Regions from separate parts of the Homo sapiens genome. Here region 1 is linked to region 2. Evidence: chromatin loops called from intact Hi-C (ENCODE). Cell type or tissue: mammary epithelial cell. All regions are shown on one strand.

Evidence for each region. A loop is a pair of places that touch in the nucleus more often than their neighbours do. Peaks named below come from ENCODE experiments on the same cell type or tissue, not always from the same donor. Only the 100,000 strongest peaks of a DNase experiment are listed, where the experiment ranks them.
Region 1: it touches region 2 in a loop (7-fold over the local background); 8 of 110 quality-filtered maps call a loop at or near these places.

What each region holds. Positions count from the first base shown.
Region 1 is chr20:53,618,325-53,626,324 of GRCh38, reverse strand. All of the region lies in intron 2 of LOC105372672 (a long non-coding RNA gene), which reads right to left. Among named protein-coding and RNA genes, the nearest start is that of ZNF217, 28 kb to the right of the region's middle. RefSeq lists an enhancer at 4,016-4,780. In mammary epithelial cell, no CTCF peak of the experiment used is centred here; DNase peaks (open chromatin) are centred at 2,814 and 4,604; H3K27ac peaks cover 3,372 bases.
Region 2 is chr20:53,824,016-53,832,015 of GRCh38, reverse strand. No RefSeq gene overlaps it. Among named protein-coding and RNA genes, the nearest start is that of BCAS1-AS1, 87 kb to the left of the region's middle. RefSeq lists a cis regulatory region at 1,837-1,850 and enhancers at 1,772-1,916, 3,183-3,292. In mammary epithelial cell, a CTCF peak has its summit at 3,104 (motif pointing right); DNase peaks (open chromatin) are centred at 2,455, 3,165 and 3,845; H3K4me3 peaks cover 548 bases; H3K27ac peaks cover 4,158 bases.

The DNA.
Region 1 (8,000 bases), 210 kb after region 2:
GGGCTCAAGTGATCCTCACACCTTGGCCTCCCAAAGTGCTGGGATTACAGGTGTGAGTCACTTCACCTGGCCTGGTTTGATCAGTATAAGTCTATTATGCTCAATAAGAATTTCAAAGTTCACTGAACTTTTTCATACAATAAAATCATTTACACTTTTCTCTTGGGATTTACATGGAGTTCACTTTAAAATGACAGACTTCGGTTCTTTTCATCATACACAGAATGGAAAGCTTAATTAAATTTATACTGGTCATAGCTTTTGCCTGTGTCCTTCAGTGTTTAGAAACTGTATAATAAAGACAAGTTTTAATGAACAATATAAGTTCTGTGTACTTCAATTTCAGTTGTGTCTCAAAGATCATTTTTCTTTCTCATTAAAATTGCACTGCAATATTCTATATAGTGTGTGCCACATTAAAAAATATGTGTGTGTGTATGTATAAAAACTGAGACTTTAGGCCAGGCGCGGTGGCTCATGCCTGTAATCCTAGCATTTTGGGAGGCCAAGGTGGGTGGATTACGAGGTCAGGAGTTCAAGACCAGCCTGGCCAAGATGGTGCAACCCTGTCTCTACTAAAAATAAAAAAATTAGCCGGGCACGGTGGCAGGTGCCTGTAATCCCAGCTATTCGGGAGGCTGAGGCAGGAGAATCACTTGAACCCAGGGGGTGGAGGTTGAAGTGAGCCAAGATTGCCCCACTGCACTCCAGCCTGGGCGATAAAGTGAGACTCCGTCTCAAAAAAAAAAAAAAGCCTTTAATTTTTATTTTTTTTTTACTTTCTCTTTTGAAGGAGGAAGAGATAAATCATAAGGACAGAACTGATATTAAAGATTTGGTCTGAAAAAGGAAGCCTCCAGGGAATGTTATGAAGAGTCCATGTGGGTAAAACTTATTTGTGCTTTCTATTTCATCATGAATGATTATTCAGATTCAGAATGAGAGCATTAAAGAACTGTGAATTCTCCATGAAAAATGATAGTTTTTTCTACTTGTGGTTTAGTTTATTGATATTCAATCTTGTTTCATAAAAAAGGATGTTTACCATATTAAACATGTTTAAAGATGGAAAACTATTCCTTACATATTAAAAGAGTACAAGAAATATTTATGTATACATATAAATATATAGTAAGACATATTTAAAATATGTAAAGATGAAACAAAACCTTTATTTGTAGATAGCTGAGTAACTAGAAAATATAATTGGCCGGGCGCGGTGGCTCACGCCTGAAATCCCAGCACTTTGAGAGGCGGAGGCAGGTGGATCACCTGAGGTCAGGAGTTTGAGACCAGCCTGACCAATATGATGAAACCCTGTGTCTACTAAAAATGCAAAAATTAGCCGGGCATGGTGGCGGGCACCTGTAATCCCAGCTACTTTTCTTTTTTTTTTTTTAATTTGAGATGGAGTCTCACACTGTCGCCAGGCTGGAGTGCAGTGGCGCGAGCTCAGCTCACTGCAACCTCCGCCCTCCGAGTTCAAGCGATTCTCCTGCCTCAGCCTCCCGAGTACTGGGATTACAGGTGCCTGCCACTGCACTCGGCTAATTTTTTGTATTTTTAGTAGAGACGGGGTTTCACCTTCTTGGCCAGCCTGGTTTTGAACTCCTGACCTCGTGATCCACCTGCCTCGGCCTCCCAAAGTGCTGGGATTACAGGTGTGAGCCACTGCACCCGGCCAATCCCAGCTACTTATGAGGCTGAGACAGGAGAATCGCTTGAATCCAGGAGGCGGAGATTGCAGTGAGCTGAGATCGTGCCATTGCACTCCAGCCTGGGCAACAAGAGCGAAACTCCATCTCAAAAAAAAAAAAAAAAAGAAGAAAATATAATTAAGCCAAATACATATTCTCCCAAGCATTATGATTAAACCTAATTTGCTGTTTGTTTTGTTGTGCTTGGTTTTTTTGTTAGTTTATAGTTTGCTTATTCACTGCTGTTTTTAAAGATAGTAACTATGAGTCCTTCAGCTGGTGAATAAAATCCTCCAAGTTTTAACATTTTACAATTGAATTATATAAACATTGAAAATTGGGTTGAAATAAATCTAGTTGTTCAAGAGCGTATGTTGTATTTTCTAGCTGACCTGACCTGGCTAGGGAACCACTGCATGTTTGTGTTGTAACAACAGAGTTGGCTCATAGATTTTTAAGGAAGTATAAATGGGCAAAAATAAAAGTGCTGGCCTTGATCAATGTCACACACCTCTTTTTCAATGGATTCCAACTTTCTGTTCAGTCTCAATCTGTAATGAGACTCTGACTTTCACCTATACTCGTGAGATTAGAAAAAAATTCTGCCTCTGGGACAGAGGTCAGAGAGCTAATCCCAGCCTCTGTGTGATCTTGGCAGGTTAGTTTACATTTCTGTTCCTCAGTCTCTTCCTCTGTAAAATCGGGATCCTAATAGCACGTATACCATAAGGCTCTAGGAAGGATTAACTGAGTTAATACATGTAAAACTCTTGGGAGAGTGCTTGGGACATGGTGAGGGCTTAAGAAAAATATCTGCCATTATTAGGACGTGAGTTGCTGACAACTTTTCCCCCTCCCCAAAATGGCTACTGCTCTGTAAATAAGAGATAAGAAAACTCCGCTGGAGAGGGAGGGATTTGTAACCCTCTCCCTGTCGGGGGAGAAAATCACTTACTAAAGAACAAAGTTTTCTTTTATATGTCTTGAAAATGAAAACGTTCACAAAAGACAAGTATTCTGCCTAGTGAAAATGCCAGTTAGGGAGAGAAAACGCTGACTCCTCCCAGCTCGCAGCACGAGGAGGAGGAGGAGGGCAGAGCCAAGGGGACTTTAAGCTGAGTAATAGGCAGTATCCCTCGTGAACGCCACCCTCCGTCCTTCTCCTCAGGATTGGAAACCTCCGTAACAGACAGTTCAAGGTCTCCTAGGTATTTTACAAAAATCGTTTGAGAAAGACTTCCCGGGATCATCAATTTTTAACCAGTGCTTACCAGGCATATTCTAAATTAGTGAGACCTAAACCCTGCCTAAGGATTTGTCATGAAGCTCCTGTGATATTTTTTCCTACTGGTGTTAGTAATAACCACCCATTGTGTGAATTACACCATGTGAATTACACAAAAATAATGAGATTTTTTAAAAATAATTTTTTCCCTAAATGTTAGAAAACCCCACCCTATATCATTGTTTAAAAAAAAAGCTGAAAAATACACACATATACAAAGGGAATTAAAAATCACTGGTGATCATTAGTAACATCTTAGTGGATGAGAAAGGTTTTTCTTTTCTTTTTTTTTTAAGTTCCTCAATTGTGTTGCAGAATTTGGGATTTTTTTGCTGCGGGGGAGGAGTATTGGGATAAAATACTACCAGAATAAATTCAAGGAGAAAAAGAGGAAGCCATTTTACACTAATACCAGACTCTAGACCACTTCCTTCTCAAACAGGCACATCCCCTGTTGTGAAAACAGACCAGGAGCTTCAAGGTAGGGAGTGGAAATAGACTTGAATATTCCTTGTGAATTCTAGGAGCTAAAAGCTCAGGTTTAATGCAAAACCAAAGGACATAAGCTCACAGAGTCCTGGTATACAGAAGGGAACATTCAGATCCGGTTTGTAAGGGGCAAGCTCAGCACTCTTGCCAGGGGCCCTGGATTTAAGCATGGACTTTGCAATGTACTAATTTTGTGACCTTCGGAAGGTCATGGTCTCTCTGAGCCACCGTTGTCTAATCTGTGAAATGGGACATTCAACTTCCCCTCTGTACCTTGCAGTGTCATTTTAAGATAATGTATCTGTAAAATCCTTTTAACAGAACAATGCAAACATAAGGTGTTACGTTAAGGAGGCACAATTCCAAGCTTTTCTGTATTGTTTGGATCAAAACATTGTTTCCTTGTCTACATTATTTATCTACATGGACTTACAGTTGTTTGTGAAGATGAAATAAGCAGCTTCCACTGATGGCCTAACCAGAAACTTCAGTGGTTTGACTCTTAGTGAATTTGCCTCAACGTACGTTTTTTAAAAAGTACCTAGAAATAGTCTCACCAGGAAAGAAACAGAATGAAGCTGTCCCTAGGTTAAAACCACCTCACTCACAGTTTATTCCTGAAACAAACATTTGTTGACTGTGTTTTTGACATGGTTTACTGGCCTAAGCTCACAAACTTTCCATAAATGCATCAAGAAGTCAGTATTTCCTAGCCAAACACATTCTCATCTGTATCCCATCTCTGGCCAAATTCCGTAGGGATCTGGCTGTAAATAAGTAATGCCTCCTAGGAGCACGGTTCTGCCTATCTGCGGGCCCACGCCCTTTTGCTGTTCGACTTGAAACTTGGAGGCAGTCCAGGGATATGGCTAAATAATTACTGAGCCAGAACCAGTTAATCACAGGCCCTCCAGAGGTGGGGACCAGGCCCCTGTGCTCTGCACCCTGCGGGGGCAATGGAGGCACTTCAGAGTTTACCATCCTGGTAGGACCTAAGCCTTCGGGGCATCACGAGTCTGTTAAATTACTCCAGTCTTGAGCTAATTTGGTGCAGGCTCCCTGGATTTAGGCCCCAGTGAGTAGTTGGCTTTTCTGTTTTTGGCACAGGTAAGAAAGGAGGAGGGGAAAAAAATGGTGTAAGCAAGTTTCAAAATCTTAGATCATTTCATGAATGACTCAGTGTTTCCTTCTGGAAAAGTGCAAATAATTGGCTTTCATTAATAACTTAGCTTTGAAAAAAATTCCTAAATAGTGAGCAACCTTTCATGCTATCTGAACACTGCCATCCTCCAATCTTCAATTTTATAGCTTCCAGAGGAATTTCATTCACTTGATAACGTGTGCTTGTTGAAAAATAAACTGTCACCTACTTCCTCCTTGAGGCTTCCTGTTCTTTCTGAGAAAAGCATTGAGATTGTCTTTCTTTTTCTCTCTCTTTTGTTTTCCTATGTAAAAATATTCAGCCAGGCACAGCGGCTCATGCCTATAATCCCAGCACTTTGAGAGGCTGAGGCAGGCAGATCACTTGAAGTCAGGAGTTCGAGACCAGCCTGGCCAACATGGTGAAACCCGTCTCTACCAAAAATACAAAAAATTAGCTGGGTGTGGTGGCGCATGCCTGTAATCCCAGCTACTCAGGAGACTGAGGCAGGAGAATTGCTTGAACCCAGGAGGCGGAGGTTGCAGTGAGCTGGGATCCTGCCACTGAACTCCAGCCAGGGCGACAGAGCAAGACTCCATCTCAAAAAAAAAAAATAAAAATTCAGGCCAGGCGCAGTGGCTCACAGCCTGTATTCCCAGCACTTTGGGAGGCCGAGACTGGCAGATCACTTGAGGTCAGGAGTTCAAGACCAGCCTGGCCCTCATGGTGAAACCCTGTCTCTAATAAAAATACAAAAATTAGCCGAGCGTGGTGGTGGGCGCTTGTAGTCCCAGCTACTCCGGGAGGCAAGGGAATCGCCTGAATTCGGGAGGTCGAGATTTCAGTGAGCCGAAATTGTGCCATTGCTCTCCAAAAATAAAATAAAAAATAATAAAATAGGCCGAGTGCGGTGGCTCACGCCTGTAATCCCAGCACTTTGAGAGGCCAAGGCAGGTGGATCACAAGGTCAGCAGTTCGAGACCAGTCTGGCCAACATGGTGAAACCCCATCTCTACTAAAAATACAAGAATTAGCTGGGTGTGGTGGTGCACGCCTGTAATCCCAGCTACTCAGGAGGCTGAAGCAGGAGAATCGCTAGAACCCAGGAGGTGGAGGTTGTGGTGAGCCGAGATTGTGCCACTGCACTCCAGTCTGGGCAACTGAGCAAGACTCCGTCTCAAATAAAAAAAAATTAAATTAAAAAAATAAAAATAGTAAACATATAGAGTTATTATTCTTCTTCGAAAACTAATTATATGGCCGGGCACGGTGGCTCACGCCTGTAATCCCAGGACTTTGGGAGGCCGAGGCGGGCGGATCACGAGGTCAGGAGATCAAGACCATCCTGGCTAACACGGTGAAACCCCGTCTCTACTAAAAATACAAAAAATTAGCCAGGCGAGGTGGTGAGCACCTGTAGTCCCAGCTACTCGGGAGGCTGAGGCAGGAGAATGGCGTGAACCTGGGAGGCGGAGCTTGCAGTGAGCCGACATCGCACCACTGCACTGCAGCCTGGGTGACAGAGCAAGACTCCATCTCAAAAAAAAAAAAAAAAAAAAAGAAAACTAATTATATGTAGCACAAAAGGAAATAGCCTATTTCTTCATAGAATGAGAATGTTATACTATATATTTCTTTAGCTAGAAATACATACATAAATATATTTCAAATATCTTTAATTCATTTGAGCACATTTCAGTTTTAGAATTTTTTTTTTTAAAAAACCTCTATTTGTCTCTCTCTTTCTCTGCACATAAAACAACCCCTAAGTTTTCATACAGAAGACATCCATTCTTTCAGCATTGCTATAAACTCTGAAGATGTCTCAAATGACTCATTAATGGAATAAAGTGGAATAAAGTGTTTCTCATGTTAAAGATATGCAAATGGAACTTAATCAAGTGAAGGGAGACTCCGTAATTCAGTAAATAAAGCTGAGAATGTTACTGTGGTCACCCTGAACTCTATTTGCATGCAAGCTTATCTTATTTTTAAAGCAGAAGGGAAAAAAAAGAGGAGGAAGAAAAAAACATCCCAACGTTCACCACACGTTGTTCTCAAAATAAAAATCTCATAAGGTGAAACAGTTAACAAAGCAAAAACTGCTTAGTATGGATGAATCCAAAATACATTGAAATTATTTTCTAGACAGCAAGCATACGACCTGCCTCAGGTCCTCTTATGGAGAAAATTGCACAATCAAACTTTTTGCCATTCATGTCTGTTGTATTAGGTCAGGACTGATTATTTATTTATTTATTTATTTTTTGAGACGGAGTGTGGCTCTGTCACCCAGGCTGGAGTGCAGTGGTGCGATCTCGGCTCACTGCAAGTTCCGCCTCCCGGGTTCACGCCATTTTCCTGTCTCAGCCTCCCGAGTAGCTGGGACTACAGGCGCCTGCCACTATGCCCAGCTAATCTTATTATTTTTAGTATAGACCGGGTTTCACCGCGTTAGCCAGGATGGTCTCGATCTCCTGACCTCGTGATCCGCCTGCCTTGGCCTCCCAAAGTGCTGGGAGTATAGGCATGAGCCACCATGCCCTGCCTATTTATTTATTTATTTATTTATTTTGAGATGGAGTCTCACTCTGTCACCCACGCTGGAGTGCAGTGGCCAGATCTCGGCTCACTGCAACCTCTGCCTCCTGGATTCAAGCGATTCTTCTGCCTCAACCTCCTGAGTAGCTGGGATTACAGGCGTGTAGCACAACACCCTGCCAATTTCTTGTGTGTCTTTAGTAGAGATGGGGTTTTGCCATGTTGGCCTGGCTGGTCTCGAACTCCTGACCTCAAGTGATCTGCCCCCCCCCCCCACCTCCTCAGTCGCCCAAAGTGCTGGGACTACAGGCGTGAGCCACCGTGACCAGCCAGGCCAGAACTGATTGTTACTACTCTGGCTTCAGGAGTCAGCCCTGCTTGGGTTGTTGGGCTAATCACAGCGTGGGTCCCTGGCTATTTCCTCAAACCAGACATATAGTTGGATTGAAACAGAATAGAGGGCCAGGCGCAGTGGCTCAACGCCTGTAATCCCAGCACTTTGGGAGGCTGAGACAGGTGGATCACTTGAGGTCAGGAGTTTGAGACCAACCTGGCCAACATGGCAAAACCTTGTCTTTACTAAAAATACAAAAATTAGCGGGGCGTGGTGGCGGGCGCCTGTAATCCCAGCTACTCAGGAGGTTGAGGCAGGAGAACCGTTTGAATCTGGGAGGCAGAGGTGGTAGTGAGCCGAGATTGCACCATTGCACTCCAGCCTGGGCAACAAGGGCAAGATTCCATCTCAAAAAAAAAAAAAAAGAAAGAAAAAAGAAAAAGAAATAGAATAGAGATAGACAAAGAAGAGAGGCACCCCATGTTAGATTCTCACACTGGATATCAAATTACC
Region 2 (8,000 bases):
CATTGACTATTTACTATGTCTTTAGTGTGTGTGCGTCAATGCTCTAGGGAACAAAACAAAGTTGCTGACCACCTGGAGTTTATAGATGAGCCACGCAGGCTGATATGGTAGCCACAGGCCTCAAGTGGCCACTGAGCACTTGAATGGGGCTGGTCGGGACTGAGATATGCTGTGAGAGTAAAACACACACTGGATTTCAAAGACTTAGTTCAAAAAATGAATAAAAAATATCTCATTAACAATTATTTTATGTTGATTACATGTTAAAATGATAATATTATGGACATACTGGGTTTAATGAAACACTACTATTATAATAAATATAATAGTATTCATTTTCTTTTTACCTTCTTTTTTTTTTTTGAAATGAGGTCTCACTCTGTCATCCAGGCCGGAGTGCAGTGGTATGATCACGGCTCACTGCAGCCTTGACCTCCCTGAGATCAAGCGATCCTCCCACATAAGCCTCCTGAGTAGCTGGGACTACAGGTGTGTACCATCATGCCCAGCTAGTATAATTTTTGTATTTTTAGTAGAGATGGAGTTTCATCATGTTCCCCAGGCTGGTCTCGAACTCCTGAGCTCAAGCTCTCTGCCTGCCTTGGCCTCCCAAAGTTCTGGGATGACAGGAGTGAGCCACCACGCCTGACCTCTTTTTACTTTCTTAATATGACTCCTAGAAAATTTTAAATTTCCTGTGTGGCTTGCATTATATTTCTGTTGGGTAGCACTGTCCTAGAGGTGTATAAGCTAGTAAATAATACATATATTAATATAATACTTCATAGTGATGAATGCTTTGAAGAAAGTGAACAGGACAAGAAAATGGAGCCATATGGGAGGTGAGGGCTCTGGCAGTATTTCATAAGGGGCTTCCATGGAAGTCTTTTCTGAAGAGGTAATATTTGATTATCCAAAGATGCAAGGTCGGGCATGGTGGCTCATGCCGGTAATCCCAGCATTTCGGGAGGCCAAGGTGGGCAGATCACCTGAGATCATGAGTTCAAGACCAGCCTGGCCAATATGGCAAAACCCCGTCTCTACTGAAAATACAAAAACTAGCTGAACATGGTGGCACATGCCTGTAATCCCAGCTACTTGGGAGGCTGAGGCACGAGAATCGCTTGAACCTGGGAGGCGGAGGTTGCAGTGAGCCAAGATCACGCCACTCTGGCCAAAAAAAAAAAAAAAAAAAAAATGCAGATAAATCTTGATTCCTAGAGAAATTGCTTAGACTCTGTTTTTTCATTGTGTCACCAGCTAAAATAGTCAACGAATAATCATAGAGAAACTGAGGGGGTTAAAAAATGTGGAAATAGTTTGTACCTTCTTCTGTGATGGCCTGACAGGCTTACAAGCCAGGAATAATTATTTTTCTCTTGTAAACAGTCAGCAAATGTTCAGAGAACCATCTTATTTAGGCACAAGTAATAAAAATCTTACAAATAGATTTTTCCTTCCCTGTAGCTATTTGTAGCTACATTATCCGTTTTTATTTATTTCTGATAAAACAACACCCATGTCTGATGATGGAGGGGGGTGGGGAAACCATAAGCAGAACTTCATGTTCCTCAAGGGTCTAGCTTAATTCCAAACAATAATTGTGTTTCCTGTCTCAGCAGGATAAATGTACAGCACAGGAAATTCTGTATAGAGTGGGCAGAGGCACTTTTCAAATTTCCCATATGAAGAGTATGCTATTATTGGAGTAGGGTAATTTGAGCACCTCTCACAAGTATAGTATAAAAAGTTAAACCCAGATTAGAGAGTTCTGCCCAGGGGAAACGAAAGTAAACAAAAATTGAAGCAGTGAACTGTTGAAACTCTAAATGCCGTTGAACTTTGAGCATGAAGAAGCCCTCCAAACAGCCCGTGCACACAGTCAGAGAGCTGTTGTTAACTCAGATTCTATCATTTACAGGTGCCCCATGTTCATGACATGTTAATTAGGCTTGACAATAAACTCAGCATTTGTTTCATATTAGAACAATGAGATTTTATACATGACTCAAGGGCTATATTTAGTGAATTCAAATCCAATAAAATAAATTATTTCAATGCTTCTACATTCATATTTGGGAACCCTAAGTATACCACAGATCATATCATGCTGTTGACACCAAACCTCACGCACCAAAACCTTGAAATAGACCAGATAACCTAAACTGTGGGAATTAGGACTGTTCCTACCACTTAAGAAAGAGTTCTCCTGCGTTTGCTATATTTCCAGAACTTGGCTTTACATGAATCAAAGACATGAGATCTCTTCCCCCATTCTCCACTTACTCCCCAAATGAAAAGAAAATGAAAGAAAGGCCAAAGAGTATTTTCTTTATTTTCTAAAATTATTTCCAACTTTTCCTAGTGACTCTTAAAAATAGAAATGTGGCCAGTGGCTTACTGGTCGGATCCTGAGCCGATGATTCATTGCCATGAGACGTTATTTCGTGAGACATTCTCTAAGGGAATCCAGGGAAAGAATTCTGTCCTAGTCACTCACATATTATGCTTTTAAGAATGAGGTGTGGCCAGAGTTCTCAGAGATCCTTGAAGAGAAAATTATTTTCATTGTTTTTTCTGTTTGTTAGCACTTTAAAACTTAAAAACAGTTGGGATAATTCTACTCACTGTGTGGGGGACAGCATGGTGTGTTTGAAGACGTGCCCGGAAGAGCACAAAAAGTGACTCTTTCTCTCCCCCATACCACACACTCAAATATATGTCACCTCTCTATCTCACTCACGATTCACGCATCTGCAAAAGTTCACAGATAGCAAATTGGCTCTCCAATCAAAATAACAATGCCAGTAAAGAAACCTCAAAGGGTCCAGAAACAAACATTCAAACAACAGGGTCCTACGAAAATTTCATTAGAGAGGAAATAGGTCCTTAGAACAGAACAAAACTAAACAGAAACTCTGAAGGAAGATGAGAAAGAATACTATGAATGTGGTTAGCTAGAAAGCTATTCAACAGCTTCCTTGCTTCCCTAATATCCAGCTGCAGGAATATGCCAAGGGGAGAAAAAAAAATCTTTCTTAGTCCTACTAAACGTAGGAAAAGTGCTATTCTGACTCCAAAGCTGAGCTGTAGATGGCAGTGAGTGGGTGGGAAGGGAATGTGAGCCGTCCCTAACAACAACAGAAAGCCTTCTGCTAGTATCCGTTCCCAAACTATAAACACTCAGAGACTCCTCGCCAAGCACATAATAAAAATTTCACCTCCCCCCCCAACCATGGTTTCCTGTAGTTTGTACTATTCAAATGCAAATTGTGATGAATATCAGCGTGGACTCTCCAACTTAAAGAACTCTGATTTTTTTTTTCATAAGTATCCAAAGCTTCCCACTGAGAAGAAAGCATCATTTAGGAGATACTCAACTGGTTGAGAAATATATGTGCTTATTTTAGAATTGGCACAAGAATATGTAAAATGATCCACTGATAATGATCACCCTAAGGGATGTCACACCCAAACGCCTATTTTTGCAAACAGAAAAGGAACAAATACAGCATTCTTTACTGAAAACTCTAAAGGAGATCCTGCACCATAAATTACAGACCTAATCTAAGAGTCAAGCAATGTTTACTCTAAAAGGTGACATTCCGAAATTTTCCTACAATCGGATTAGATGGAAGAGCACATTGTCTTTCTTTCACTTGGGAAGTAAGCCCTACCATAATTCTCTTTTAAGGGATGAATCATAGAGCCCCCACATCTGACAATGGATTAAGTCATTTGTTTTGTTTCTGGGATATATTCTACCCTTCACTACAACTGGGATCTACAATTTGTTCTAACATTTTCTGGCAATTTCTGATTTGTTCAGACAAAGACCAGAAGCTTAAGTCCCACGGAATTAACTGGTTGGATTATTACCAAGGTGGAACAGAGCCAGAAGGTTGAGAACATACACATCGTGTGCTCTTGGGACATAATATCTGCCTTCGCAAGGATGGTATCATTTCTCAGCCTCTCACCCACCAGTTAGCTCAACGAACTGGAAATGTTTTTCTTTCCTTTCCCTTTTTTTTCCCTAATTTTTTAACAGCAGGAACAGAATAAACTGGTAATAAATCAGGCAAGCAATATTTTTTTTTTTGCTTCTTGGAACATACTAGAAAATAATAGTAACTTATTTGTTACAACACTTATATCTCTACATTAACCAACAAGCCAAAAAGAAGATGAAAGAAAAAATTAAGAAGAGACAAAGAGGGAGGAGGATGGGGAGGAAGAAAGAAGGAGGGAGGGAGGGACAGAGGGAAGGAGGGAGGGAGGGAAGAGGGAGGGAAGAAGAAAGGAAGGGAGGAAATTTTCTGATTCTAAAAAATCAGAAGTCACCAAAGTAGCTTTCATATTCAACTAATTGAAGAGTATGTTTAAATAATATTCCATTTGCCTAGTACTTCACAGTTTCACATACATCAGCAATTGGTTGCCTGATATCATTTATCATCTTTTATACTGGAGGAAACCAATGATTTCAAAGATTAAATAATTTAAGAATGATCATGTACCTAGTACAATATTGAGCCAAAATAAAACTTGGTATTTCAGTCTGCTATGGTTTGAGTGTTCGTCACCTCCAAAACTCTTGTTGAAACTTAATTGCCGATGTGGCAGTATTGAGGGGTTGGACCTTTAAGAGGTGATTAGGTCACAAGGGCTCTGTCCTCATGAATGAATTAATTCTTTCATGGATTAATGGGCTAATGGGTTGTTATGGGAGTGGAACTGGTGTCTTTATAAGAAGAGGAAGAGAGACCTGAGCTAGAATGCTCAGCCTTTGTGCCATGTGATCATGTGATGCCCTGTGCAGCCTTGCGGCTCTGCAGAGGCCCCATCAGCAAGAAGCCTCTCACCAGATGACTCTCCTCAACCAGCTTCTAGAACTGTAAGGAGTAAATTTTGTTTCTTATAAATCACCCAGTTTCAAGGATTGTGTTACAAGCAATGAATCAGACACAGTCTTAGTTAATAGTTAATAGTAATAGTTAATAGTTTTCATCATGACACTAGAGAGCTTTCATTTATTCTGGTTCTGCTACGATACTTACATTAATCTCACATTTTCACAGGTATTTCCCAGTTTTTATGAACCCTCTCCCAAAATTATTTTGTGAGAAATTAAAGCACTGCACAACGTTGCAGCCACTGAAATTGTTCATAGTACAGATCGCATCTGTAGATCCATCTCCTTCTGCTTTGCTCAGAAAACACATTGACTTGGGTGGTGGGCCTGTCTTCCTACCCGGTTTCTCTTTTTTTCTTTTCTTTTCTTTTTTTCTTGAGACAGGGTCTCACTCTGTTGCCCAGGCTGGAGTGCAGTGGTATAATCACAGCACACTACAGGCTCTATCTCTTGGGCTCAAGCAATCCTCCTGCCTCAGCCTTCCAAGTAGCTCATCTACAGGCATGCACCACCACACCTGGCTATTTTTTTTTTTTTATTTTTAGTAGGCACAAGGTCTCACTATGTTGCCCCAGGCTGGTCTCCAACTCTTGAACTCAAGAGATCTTCCTGCCTCAGCCTCCCAAAGTGTTGGGACTCTAGGCATTAGCCATCCTGCCCTGTCTTGCCCAGCATCTCTACCCAAAGGAAAGTACTCCTGCTTCATAGAAGTGCTTCTTAATGGGGGCAATTTTGCCCACCAGAAGACATTTGGCAACATCTAGAGACATTTTTCGTTACCACAACTATGGGGAAAGGAGAGAGGTACTACTGGTATCTTAGTGGGTAGAGACCAGGGAGGTTGCTAAACATCCTATAATGCACAGGGCAGCCTCACAACAGACAATCATCCAGCCCAGAGTATCAATGTTGCCAGGGATGAAAAAGCCCACTCCGTGGGAAGCCTGCTGAAGTCACATGACCCTGTGGGCTTACCCTCTTCTGACCCCACAGCAAGGAGGGGCATGAGACCTAAGCCTAGGCACCTGAGATTCCCCCTGCCCCAGGACTTTGCCAGAGATATCAGAGAAATTATTCTTTTATTTATTTATTTAGAGATCAAAACTTTAAGGCTGACGTAAATCTGGTCCCACCAGGCTGAAAATGAAGATAGGGAGAAGGAAACAGAATCGACAGGGAAGGAGAGAGATCTGAAGACTGAATCAGGCCCTACGTCTTAGGCTTTTGAGCTAAATGGGCCTCTAAATTTCATTTCTGTAGGGGGATTTGTTGTAGAAGTTTTTCTTAAATTACTCTCAGTTGACTTCCATGATTTTCAAGCAAGAGTCCTGGCTAACACTGAAGCTGATGAGTGAGTGTTATTATTATAAGAACACACTAACTACATCTAACTAATATTTTGAAAAGCCTATCATTCATCAATGTCAGCATTTCGGCTACTACTAATAACAAATAATAATGCGGCTCATAGGTCACAAGTAAAATCTCTTACATGTTACGTGTACTTTTTAAATAAGGGATTATCAGAATCACTACTTATTTGTTTGTTTTAGCTAAACAGGAAGGAGACAGACAAGGTTTTGTGGCTCATAGACCAAATCAAAGACCCAGTACTTGAAATAACTTGAGGAGTTACAGATGCCAATTTGATCCCAATATCAGATCCCAAATGACAAGGCAATCAATTGATAGACAACCTGACATTCCGTAGGAGATTTGCCTGAGTCTTTGACTCACCTTGGACAATTGAAGTCCAGGACTTTTTTGTTGTTGTTGTTTTTTTTTCAATAGTTTTGGGGGCACAGGTGGTATTTGGTTACATGTATAAGTTATTTAGTGGTAATGTCTGAGATTTTGGTGCACCCATCACCCGAGCAGTCTACACTGTACCCAATGTGTCTTTCACCCCTCACCCCCTCCCACCCTTCCCCCGGAGTCCCCAATGTCCATCACATCATTCTTATGCCTTTGCATCCTCATAGCTTAGCTCTCACTTATAACTGAAGACATACGATGTTTGGTTTCCCCTTTCTGAGTTATGAAATCCAGGAGTTTGTTTATAAGGGACCTCTTCCAGACGGCATTTCAAGGAATCTTCACTAGTATGGTAAGAGGCACATTAAACTCAACATGTCCAGGAGGGTCAGGACAGGCTCTCTCTGAGTTGAGATGAAGCTGAGAGGCAGGGGAGACTGAGGCAGTGAGGGAATTCAGGTGGACAGCATACCAGAGAGCAAAATACTGCAGAGAGAGAGCTCCAGAGATCGGCAAAGGGCCCACCAGAGGTCTTCAGCTGAGCTCTGATTGGCACACACTAGCAACACCTACCTGAGGTTGTGCAAAGACCTGGATCCAGCTCTTTTTTTTTTTTCAGTTATTTATTATTTAACAAATTTTTATTATTTCTCATGATTCTGTGGGCTTCCTGGGCAACTCTGCTTCACAACAATGAACTCTGTCATATTTTCTTGAATTAGAGCATTGGATTAGAGGAACTAGTATTGGAGCTCACGCAGGCAGCCTGGACAATCTCACAATTCACAAGGCACTGGGCAGAGCCCTCAGAAGCATCTTGCCTCAGTAGTGGAGAATAATTAGCTCTGGACTAAACACTGCTCTGATCCCACTTAACACATCTTACACCCTAAAAGGATCAAACTATTTCCAAGGAACTTAACTGCATCCCAGAACAGAACTTGAGATAATTCACAGAAACATAATATCCTGCACCCAACAAAGTAAAATACATTCCTGGCAAACAATTTTTTATTAAAAATTATAATTTTTTAATAGACACAGGATCTAGCTATGTTGTCCAGGCTGTTCTCAAACTCCTAGCCTCAAGCCATCCTCCTGCCTCAGCCTCCCAAAGTGCTGGGATTATAGGCATGAGCCACCGTACCTGGCTGGCAAACAGTTCTTTAAAAATTACAAGACAATTGGCCTGGCGCGGTGGCTCACGCCGATAATCCCAGTACTTTGGGAGGCCGAGGCGGGTGGATCACAAAGTCAGGAGATTGAGACCATCCTGGCTAACATGGTGAAATCTCACCTCGACTAAAAATACAAAAAAAATTAGCTGGGC